Linked DNA regions of Homo sapiens: region 1 is linked to region 2. The links are chromatin loops, found by intact Hi-C in ENCODE. Cell type or tissue: OCI-LY7. All regions are shown on one strand. Each heading gives the region's core, and the rest is flanking DNA. Links, peaks and the distances in the headings are about the cores only.

What was found. Hi-C counts contacts between places; a loop is a spot of excess contacts. Peaks named below come from ENCODE experiments on the same cell type or tissue, not always from the same donor. Only the 100,000 strongest peaks of a DNase experiment are listed, where the experiment ranks them.
Region 1: a loop joins it to region 2, with 2.3 times the contacts of the local background. A loop is called at or near these places in 2 of 110 quality-filtered maps.

The regions. Positions count from the first base shown.
Region 1 is chr2:117,913,859-117,920,472 of GRCh38, reverse strand. CCDC93 (CCC complex scaffolding subunit CCDC93) reads left to right here. Exons shown (of 24, transcript NM_019044.5): 24 at 77-4,992. The coding sequence ends at 130. Among named protein-coding and RNA genes, the nearest start is that of CCDC93, 97 kb to the left of the region's middle. In OCI-LY7, for the core only: a CTCF peak has its summit at 2,709; a DNase peak (open chromatin) is centred at 1,662; H3K4me3 peaks cover 2,828 bases; H3K27ac peaks cover 4,137 bases.
Region 2 is chr2:118,000,725-118,005,724 of GRCh38, reverse strand. CCDC93 (CCC complex scaffolding subunit CCDC93) reads left to right here. Exons shown (of 24, transcript NM_019044.5): 4 at 4,793-4,904. Among named protein-coding and RNA genes, the nearest start is that of CCDC93, 11 kb to the left of the region's middle. In OCI-LY7, for the core only: CTCF peaks have their summits at 1,992 and 2,194 (motif pointing right); a DNase peak (open chromatin) is centred at 2,224.

The sequences.
Region 1 (6,614 bases), core at 1-5,000, 85 kb after region 2:
GCTTTGAGACCATCTTGGCCTCACATGGGTGCTAATGTAGTCACCACTCTCTCTATACTCTCTGCTTTCCCTCCAGGAGGGCCGCAAGAACGAGATGCTGCTGTCCAAGGTGAAAGCGAAGGCCTCCTGAACATCCCCAGCCGTGGCTGTATGTCATTGATTTTACTTTTAAGCACCGTATATCACCTACAAGATCATGAAATGGTTCTGAAAGCGACAGTAGAGAGATGCAGTTGTGATGATTTCAACAACCTGGATGTTTTCTTTCTCCTCTTTGCTTCCATTCATCTCTGTTGGCTGCTGTTGATGGAGTCAGACAGTAAACACGTGGCTTGGATAACACCCATCATCCTATGAAGAATATAGGGAGTACTTGTTCTCTGTTGATTCAACTTTTATGTCTCCAGTAACATTGCGCTTATGAAGGTACCTGTATTTGTATGGACTCTGAATAAAGAAGAATTCATTTGTTTAGCAAGTATTAGTTCAGCAACCACTGAGAAATAAGCACTGAGGAAGATTCAGAGACGTGTAAAACACAGTTCCTACTGCACAAGTACCCAGCAGGTGGCCCAGGGAGGCAGATACAGCACACTTGACCGCAGAACTGGGCTATCCAAGATGTTTTTCAGTAAACAGAAGGCATTTAGCTGAAATGATCAGCCCATGTAGTGTTGGTCACTTGGGCCTTTCACCTGCCATGGTACCTTTTGTTCCCAGCTCCTCCAGGTGCCAGCCAGCAGGCTTGGTGGTGACAGCAACTGGAACGAAAGTTCAGTGTTGTTTTAATTTTTATACGTTACTCAAGTTGATTTCTCAGAAAATTGAAAACAGACCTTGTGCTGAGGACACGTCAATAAAAATTATACCTTCCCCTGCCCCAATGTTCATGTGAGTCACAGCATGCAGAGGGGCTGTGCATCCCCCTCATTGAAGGCACATTTGATGAGGCTACGCTGCAGATGGGTCATGGTCTGAGCCAGGAGAGAGATAGACACTGTTCCCTGCACTCAAGGCAAGTAGGGTGTCAGGAGGAAGAGCAGTAGGGTTTGCAGAGATCCAGGGAAACTTCCTGGAGGAGGCAGCATTTGAGCCCTATCTAAAGGGAGAATCGGATGTTGATAGGAAGACTGTTTTAAATGAAAATACACTATGATTAAAAACCCAAGAGAGTGCAGAGGAGTACAAGGCATGCATGTTGGGAAAGGAGGGAATAAGCTAGTCTCTGCAGGAGGCTTCAGAGACCCGTCTGGGAAGTAGGGCTGAGACTAGGCTTTGGAGGGCCTTGAAGGGCAGCTGAGGGTTGATTTTAATCCTTGGAAATGACCAGTGCAGATCAAACATGGAGCTCCTGCTGCCCTGGTCCTCAGGAGTCTGGTAACTCAGTCATGTTCTGTAGGTTTGTGCTCCATTTTGCATAAATCTTGCAAACATACCAGGTGGCAGGTTTGCACAGTAACACAAAAGCTTAAACATGTCAAGCAAGTGGGGCATTCAGCAGCCACAGAAATGTGTTCATTTTTAGTCCCTAATGGATGTGATTAAGCAGGGCTGATGTGTACAGATTTAAAAACACACACACGTGCTGGATTAAAAACAGCCACTGGTTTCAGTGCCAGGGCCAGCAAGGCCTACCTGAGCCAGGCGGAAGCAGCAGCTTGCAAATAGAAACTGCCACCTGCGAGCGCTTCTTGGGTCATGTGCAGCTCCACCTCAGCTGGTCCCTGAGCCGTGGTCATGTGGGGGTTTTGAAGGGCTAAGTTGAAGCAAGTAATTGCAAAAGAACAGGTGGCACTCTGAGGGCAGGGGAAGGAGACAGAAGTTTGACTGCGTTTGAAATTATTTCAGTCAGGGAAACATCTGCGTTGTCTTGTTAAGCAGCTTGTAGGCCCACCCCTGGCTAACTGAACTTTGTGAGCAGTTGGGGCAGTTATTTGAATATTTGTCCAAAGGTGGTAGGGAGGCAGATGACATTCTGGGGTTACTGGAGTCCACCTCTGTGCTGATGGGGAAAGTATGGCATGATGAATCCAAAGCAACCAGTAATTCTTTTTGAAAGTGCAGGCATTTATTTTGAGCTGTATTTCATAGGAGTTTCATTTGGTTTGGTTTTGGTATAGAGAGGTGTCCATAGATCTCTATTCCCTTTTTTTTTTTATCGACAAGGCCTACTACGGATAAATCAGTTTTTGTTGCCTGAATACACTTTGAATTAGACTACAGAAGCCAGTTTGAGCTCAAATTTCACACTTGCTGCAGACAACTCTCAGTGTGGACAGTGCCTTTCTGAGTAATTAGGATGTTACATGACTTTTTGGTGAAGCCGTATAGGGTAAGGAGATGCCCCAAGGCCCCTGATCATTTCAGAAGCCACCTGGAGCACCAGAAGGGGTCATCTTCCCAGGGCTATGGCTCTGTGTGCTTAGACAGACATAGTATGGAATTGTGCTCTAAGCCCACAGGCTTCTCCGGAGTTAAAAGGAAGCAAGAACATCCTTAAGTTACTTTTTCAAAATATGCGCTTCAGGAGGAACCAGGTTTCCCCAGGAGAGAGAGGCTCCCTGCTCAATCAGCACAGGGAGTTGCTAGCGGGCAGGCTGCCCAGTGCTGTGGAATCTCCGCCAGCCTCTGGGTTGGGGGCTCCCTCCCACTTCTTGCTTCTTATGGAGTACATGGGACTGCTCTGCTTTAAGCCGCGATCAGAGCTGTTGTGAGCAGGACAAGATTGCGTGATCACGAGGTGCGTGGGGAGATGCTAGGACATTTGTTGATGTCTTTGACCTGTGCTCCGTCTCTGTTGGATGACTGGGTTAGCTAACACCACTAGAGGGAGGTACAGAATGTTAAACAGTCGTCAGAGTCACACTGAGGGTTGTTTTAACAGAGGGCAAATTCCCAGTTTGTCAAGCATATCTCTGTTAGAGTCCGAAGTTCATGGTTTTAATGGTTCTAGCTCGTAGCCCTTAATATTTTCAGGATAGCTGGGTCCTGCCAGTGTCCGCTGAGTCCATCAGCACAACCAGAAGGTCCAGGGTCCAGGCATGGGAAGCATTCTCTGACAATACCGAGCCCTCGGGACCTCCTGAAACCTTGAGCAGAGGCTGGAGAAGACCTTCAGACAGTCCTTTTACTACCTCACAAAGTGCCATGCCCGGGACCTCAGACCTCAGGGTTGTGACGTTGTTGATGTTGTCAGGCCCCAGTACGTCTCTAGTGACCGAAGCAGACCTGCCTGAAAGGGCACTCCGGACAGTGAGCCCTGGCTCTAACCTGTGCCCTCATATTTCTGCTGCCTCATATGGTCTTGTTTGCCCACTCTGTAGGTGACTGATCACCCTAAAAGGGAGGTAGGTATCTAGCAGTAGCACAGTTACTTTGAGCCTGACCACTTGTTCTGAAGTGCAGATGTTGAAACATGCATTGAGGAAGAACACTTTAAGGAAGCACTTTATGATTTACTCATGGCTGGTGTTGGCCTCAAAGTAAAAGAACATCTTAATGCAGAACAGTACAATAAAGAGCCCCATAGGATGGATGCCATCATCTGTCCCCATGGTTGGGATTGCCAAGGAAAGTGCCTTGTTCTGTGCATCTTCAGAATCCCCCAGGCCCTCTCTTGATCCTTTTCATGAAGTCCAGAGCATTCCTTCTATTACAGGCTGAAGATGCATTGTAAAAGGTAATGCTATAATAGTATTCCCTCTTCTCAATAAATGTGCAAAACTGGAGAATCTGGTGCTGATCTGCAGCATACTTGACAACACAGGGAATACCGTGGATGTTCCACGCCAGCCTTACATCCGTCCCCATTGCCTGCCCATGTCCAGTGGCCCTGCGCAACAAAAGTAAGGGCTTGTCTTACCACACTCTCCCCAGCATCTAGCTCAAGGTAGATGACTGACTGGGAAATTCCGGTTGGATAAAATGGCTTTTCCACATTGCAACTTTGCATCTCTATTAGGAAAATTTAGATTGAACCTTTCCTCTACTTGATGCTTAGTTTGAGAACAGTTTTCACAACTTTAGAGGGTCTCTCTCAGAGTATGTTATACTGTAACCTTGAAGTTTGAGATGAAACAAGGTGTCAGAGGTTTTGAATCTTTCAAAGGAATTGCCTTTTACAGATTTTTTTTTTTATTCCCTAAGAAGGGAAAAAGAGAGGGAAGAACTACACTAATGTTAGAGATAAGGTATGTTTTGGCTCAAAATGTGTCATGAACCTAAAGGTAACTTGATGGGCAGAAATGTCTCAGCCATGTGAACCAAGAAGTGGGACCACAGTGCAAGGCTGTGGGTGGCAGCACTAGATACGGTGGTGGCAGGAGTGTGACATGTAGGCACTCCATGGGGGACAGCTGGACGGTGTCTATCAAAAGTGCAAATGCATAAGCTCTTTGAACTAGCAATGCTACTCCTAAGAATTGTACCTGTGTACAAGGTACTTGTGTACAAGAGTTTTTGTTGAAACATTGTAATAGCAAAAAGTTGGAGAGTGCCACCAATACAGGGGAATGGTTAAATACATTATGGCCAGCTTAAACAATGGAATAGTTTGTAGAAATTTAAAACAATGGATCCTGTGTGTGTGTACTACCATAGAATGGGCCCCAAGATGCATGATTAAGTGAGGAAAAAAGCCCATGGTATCCTAATGTTTGGAATGGAGAAAGTGTGTAGATGTATGTGTGTGCATATGTTTTCACACAGACGTATACACGTGTATATCATATGTCCACCTGCATATGCCTAGGATGTCTCTGGGAGGATATCTAGCAGCCCGGCAGCCTGAATTGCCTCTGGGAAGAGGGGTGGGAATGACTTTTCAATGTACACCTTTTGTACCTTTTGAATTTTGTACCATGTACATGTATTATCTATTAAAAAATAGTTCTTAATTTTTAATTTGGTATACTTTTCTTAATAGAACCAAAATGGAAGAAAATTCTGATTCTCTAAATCTGCTTTCTTAAAGATAAAGCCTTTGATTCAAAAGTAGTGAGACTCTTTCTTGGGTCTTGAGGCAATGGGCCATGCAAAGGGAGGTGTCCTTTTCTGGTGGAATAGAATGCGGCAGTGAAGCAGAGGCTGGCTCTTCTCACACTCTGGGAGCATGTTGGGCTGGCAGAGGGAGGGATGGGGATGGGGAAATGGATGGTGATGTGACTAATCACTGGGACAGACGGGCTGCTGCAGGGTTCCGTCCATCTTACAAAAATCACAGTGCAACCCTGGTCCTCTGACTTTTGGGGTACAAAAGATAGGCATACCTCTGAGTCATGATTCAAGGGGGGCTGTTAACATCCTCCAGAAGCCGTGCCCATCTTGTGTAGAAACCTGCTGTGGGTGAGCCTTCCCCACCCCTGCCTTCTTTTAAAAACCAACACAACTCTGATTTTGTCCAGCTCCGAGGTGGCCGTGTGTCAGCCCCAAGAGAGGAACATGACAGCTTTTCCAGTCAGGGGAATCTCACTTTTTTTGGCCAACTGCTGGTTTGCGGATGGATGTCTAACCCAGTTATGACCAGTTTTGGGGAGACTGCTGAACTTCTGGCAAAGACTTTCCTGATGATCAGTGAGAGATGCACTAGGAGAGCTTCACCCTTTCTTCCTGTGATAAGTTATGGAGGGGGGACAGGGTTTGAGCAACTTCAGCCATCTTGAGACCATGAAAAGAGACATCACAACACACTGAGGTTGGCAGAGGGAAAAGGTGGAAAGAGCCTTGGCTCTCTGAAGGCATGATGAGCCTCTCAACCACACTGAGGCCCACCTGCTTCCATATTCTTGTTCCATGAGAAAAATGAACCTCTGTTAGCTTGTGCATTCAACCAACAAATACTTGAGTTTCTTCTATGTGTCAGGCCCTGAGAATATAGCAGTAAAAAAAGCAGACAAGAGAACCTGCTTTCCTGGAGCTACTCTCCAGTGGGAAAAAACACACAAACAAGAGAAATACGTAAATATTGTCATGTGGTATTTCAACATGCTGATTAAAGCACGGAAGGTATCAGGAGTGTCTGGTTTGGTGGCGGTTGCAATTTTATATTGAGAAGTGAAGGAAGGCCTCACTCACTGACTAGTGAGGGAGTGAGTATATAGATACCTGTGTAAAGAACAGTCCAGGCACAGGGGATAGCAAGTGTAAAGGCCCTAAGGTAGGAGCATACCCAGCAGGTGAGTTTGAGGAACATGAAGGAGACCTGTGTGGGGAGCCACTGGAGGGTTTTTGAGAAGGAAAGCAATGTGATCTGGGTTCATTTTTGTTTGTTTGTTTGTTTGTTTGTTTTGAGATGGTGTTTCGCTCTTGTTGCCCAGGCTGGAGTGCAGTGGCACGATCTCGGCTCACTGCAACCTCCACCTCCCGGGCTCAAGTGATTCTCCTGCCTCAGCCTCCCGAGTAACTGGGATTACAGGCATGTGCCACCACACCTGGCTAATTTTATATTTTTAGTAGAGATGGGGTTTCTCCACAGTGGTCAGGCTGGTCTCAAACTCCTGAGCTCAGCTGATCCACCCACCTCAGCCTCCCAAAGTGCTGGGATTATAGGCGTGAGCCACCATACCCGGCCAATCTGGCTTCATTTTAATAGGCATCCCTACACTGGTGCAGTGGCT
Region 2 (5,000 bases), core at 1-5,000:
GCTGGAGTGCAGTGGTGCCAACACCACTCACTGCAGCCTCGACTTCCTTAAGTGATCCTCTTACCTCAGCTTCCTGTGTAGCTAGAGCCACAGGCATACACCACCACGCCCAGCTAATTTTTAAATTTTTTGTAGGGATGGTGTCTCACCATCTTGTCCAGGCTGGTCTTAAAACTCCTGGGCTCAGGCAATCCTCTCGCCTTGGCCTCCTGGGATTAGAGGTGTGAGCCACCGCACCTGGCCTATGCTTCTTAATCAGGCTGTTCATTAGCATGAATTCTTTGTCTTCTTGAGGATGCTTTTCTTGGAAGCTTCTGTCTTTGAGCTGATTGCTTCCTATACCTGTGGCACTCTTGATGTGCTGGTATTTCTTTTCATTGCATTTTTTCTGTGCTAGTTTTACCATTTCTTGGATCCCACGTGTGCTTTTTTCCTAAATTCCCCTTGAGTTTTCCAGTGGTCGTTAGGCCCTGTTTTCATTTCGATATCCTTAGGGAATATGGTAGACTCCCATCAGTGGCAGCATTCCATTATACTTTTAATAGATATGGGAACACAGTATTTTTCTATGTCTTCTCAATTCCTTGTCTATATTTCTGAAATCTAAAAGACACTGAAAACTGTTTTTTCTTCTTTTAGGTTTAGATACAAAGCTTATTTGGGAGCAAAACATAACCTGAATTGACTGAATTTATAGCTTTATTGATCCCACTTATGTGACTATTTATAAGTTTTGCTAAATAAATTTTTTTTTATTATAGAGTGTGACTCTAGATTTTCCTGGGTTCTTACATAATATATAATATGTATCCCTTAGGTATTCTAAGGAACTAAATCTAAAAAATTCAGAATTCTGAAACACATCTGACCCAAAGGGTTTGGATAAGGGATTGAGGATGTGTTATATTCCCTGGTAAGTGCTTGATGTGTGTCTCTTAAGTGCAGAGCCATGAACTGTAACTGTGGGCAAAGCTGGAGACGGGTTTACGTGACTAAGGACCCACCAGAGTCAGCAGTGCATCAGGTAGCTCATTCTTTATTATCTGTAGAAGACATGTTACAGCCACAGGGTACTGAGTCATCTAAAAATCTTTTCTGTTTGGTTTTGGAATGTGTTCTGTTTGGTGTTCCCCCCCACCATAGAGTTTCTGGTTAGGTGCAGTTTAGACTAAAACTGCCTTATGTTTGCCGTCTTCCAGTATATCTAGTCAATTTAATGGGTGGGCTGGACGTATGTCCAAGGAGCACACTTGCCTATTGACGGCATGGTTGTCTCTCAAGCTGTCTTCTTTATGTGCCCAATTGAGGCCTTGTTCTCTGTCATCTTTCTTTGCTGAGAGTTCCATAAGCTTCTATCCTCTACTTCTATCTTCTTCTGAAGCCCCATTAACAGAGGGTCCTATGGCCAGAGGCCCATAAATGGGATTTTACATTTATAACTGAGTTCATTTCAACAACAAACATTTTATTGGGCATCTGTGTTCCAAGCACTTGCATGTGTATTTTATTATTTTACCTTCACTACCGCTTTGAGTAGGGATTATCCCTAGTTTTATGATAGGAGTATTGGACCTGGACCAAGTTACTTGCCAAAAGTTTCAGAGTTGTGGTGGAACTTGAATTTAGACCCAGGTTTAATTCACTGTCTTTCAAGCTGTTTGCAGTGGAGAAGAAAGCAGTGCACTGAACACTCTTAAAAACTAAAGGAGTCAAACTAGTCACAGCTGGGCATGTTAAAATCTTAGTCTAGGAAACCGGCCTGGTGACCTCTGCAATTGCTAATTTCTGTGATTTTTAGGAAATCTGAAGGATCCACCTAGAGCCGCAGGTAGAAGCTGAAAGGGGATTGTTAGATTTCTGGAAGAAGTCTTTCTCACTTTCTTTCCCTACCCCCAGCCTGCCTGCATTTTCCTCCATGTCCTCACCTTGGCTGCCAAGACTGTCCAGACTTGGCAGTAATTTCTGAGAGGTGGGTTTAAGAGGGTTGTAAATCCTAGGATGACCCGTGATAGCCTTCTCTCTGGACCTTTATGAACTGGGTGAGTAGGCTGGCTCCGAAGAGTGGCCAGGAAATGCCATGTCTGAAGGCAGGGGGTTAGGCTGGATGGTGGTGTGGGTCCCAGCCTCTTGTTTTTAAGCTATTATGTATGGTTCTAGGCAATTGGTAACTCTATGCAAACCAATATATCTGTAGCCACAAGAGGGAGCTCTCCTCCTGCTGAACCAAAATGTAACTAAGGAAAGGCTGTATTGATCACGTGCCCCTGCATAGTTAGTTGGGACCTGCATTGAGCAAAACCAGAACTGATATTCATTTTCATTTGCTAAGCTTGGAGTTTAGGCAGCAGTACCAGTTGAACACTCATCTCTTCTTACAAGTTTCAAGGAAATTAAATAAGCTATGAGAGTCTGATGGAGATCAAAATTTTAAAAAAAGCTTAACAGAGAACCTTAGATATGTTGCCAAATGGGTTTGTTAGTGCTTCACTACCAAGCTATCCCATGTGAGTCCCAAGCAGACCTGGACAACCACTGGCTTCCCCTGTGGGGCAGGCAACATATCTTATGGCAGAAAAGATGCATGTGTCCCAAAGACAGGCTGCCCAGAAAGGAAGGGCACCAGGAGTGGCTGAGAGCTGCATGAAAATTTTCTTCTTCCTCTCAGGACTTTTGTTTTGTTTTGTTTTAAGAGACAGAGTTCCACTCTTGCCTGGTCTAGGGTGCTGTGGCGTGATCTTAGCTCTCTGCAGCCTCAAACGCCTAGGCTTAAGTGATCTTCCTGCCTTAGTCTTTTGAGTAGCTGGGACTGTAGGAATGCACCATTATGCCTGGCTAATTTTTAAATTTTTTTATGCAGACAAGGTCTTACTATGTTGCCCAGGCTGGTCTCAAACTCCTGGCCTCAAGTGACCTCCCTCCTTGGCCTTCCAAAGCACTAGGATTACATGCATGAGCTACCATGCCTGGCCCCTCTCAGGACTTGTGGATAAATCACTCTTCACCCCTTCCTCTGTTAGGGAGGAAGGGTGAGGGGGAAGAGGCAGCAAATATTCTCCTATATGCTTCCCTCCTAGGAGGAAGATACTCCCTCTCTTCTATGAATGTGTGCAGTGAGGGATTAATCTCCCCCCTTCCATATTTTTTTCTATTAACACATTGGATCTGACATTTGATCTTATGATCAGTGGGGTATTACTGTTGTCCTCAGCAGTTTTAACCTTGGTCCCAACTTGTGAAGCTATTTTCCAGATACCAGACACTGTTTCTTAATGTGTTCTCTAGTGCCCATTCCCTGGGGGGCTGTTTTAACTTTAGTTCCTAGGTCACCTAGTTACTGTTAATACTAAGACTGAGGGGTGAAACCTACTAAGTGAATCATAGATAAGACAGTAATAACTCTCACCCAGCCCTGAGTCAGATGTTCATCTTGAGGGTATCTGTCTCCTTGGAAGGATTATTGAACTGCAGAAAGATAAAGGTGGACAAGACTTCTCTGAACAAGAAACACTTTTGGGAGACCCAAAACTTGTTGAATTTGAAGCACCTAGTAAGTTCTAAGTGACCTTTGTTTACCTGGACCTTTGTCTATTAGAACATAGTACTGTATTTGTTTATAAGGCCACAGTAGCTGCTGTGACTGGCTAAGATTTTTTTTAAAGGGTCTTGTGTGGCAATGTAACCTATTCATGTAGGCTGAGCCAGAAGCTCCTATTTCTCCAGATGTCCACAAGGCCATGCCTGGTGACTGCTTCTCAATGTTCCCAGGCTACATACCATGGCTTTGGGGTCAGGCACACCACTGAATAGTATCTTTTCTCTCCCCTTGAGTCTGATCCAATTAAGATAGTATAAGAAACAGGAATCACATAGCTAGAGATGAAATGCCAACTGATTCGAGAAGGAGGTTTCAGGCTGCAATAAAACAGACTTGCATACAAATCCCTCCACCAGTGCTGCCATAAACTGTCCTACCCCAGCTCAGGCTGAGCTGAGAAACCTCCCTAGCAGGAGAGGATGCTTTCCTCCTGACCTACAGAGAAGAAAACTCTGAGGCCTCAGGAAGCCTGGTTCCTCCCTTCTCAGTCCCACCTTGTGGTCTTCTATAGGAGGAAGACTGAGGCGAGGTGTTAGAGAAAGGTCGGTGTCCCTTATAAGAAGCAGAAAATATCTCTTCTGTATGGAAATGAGAGTGAGGATATACAGTTCCTTCAACTCTAGAATTTATTTTAGAGTATCAAAAAATTAAAGGCTACTATTTATTTTAAAAATATCCTTGTACCAGAGAGTAGAGAACTCCAAATCTCTTTTGGAAATGGGGCTCCATGTTTCATGTTAATATTCTGGGTACCTGGTGTAAGGTCTGGTAATTATTTGTTGCCTGATATTTAGAATACTTTTTTCAAACTGTTAGAAAGAGTAGATCAGTAAAACGAAATGTAAAAAGAATACGGGGCACTAATAACTTTTTATCTTACTACATAAGGAAGTTAAAAAATAGTAACGACTACCTCTAATGTTACCATCATTTCACAAAATATTTTACATCCAAAAAAGTAGGAAGAAAAACATTATAGAATAAAGGATGAAGGCAGTTTTGTGACCACACACCTACACACCACCAAATTGTGCTTATTTTTCTCATTTTGCAGTCATCTAGGAGAAACTTGTCATGGTCTGGACTAGCCTGGCATGGAGAAGTCCCAGATCCGTCTGTGATGCTGCCCAGACTTTAGAGATGCCATAAAGGCTACTTAGTATGCCTCACTCTTTGCTTGTTACTTTTTCTGAACAGAGCTCTGTCAGAAAAAATTGTCTCGGTCCTGCCAAGGATGAAATGCCCACACCAGCTGGAGCCCCACCAGATCCAGGGGATGGATTTTATTCACATATTTCCTGTTGTTCAGGTGAGAGCCTCTGTGTGGTTTCTTGTCCTCTTAACATCAGAATTCCTGTGATGGGCCTGGCTTGTCCTGTAATGGGTCCGTCTGTCCTGGATCCTG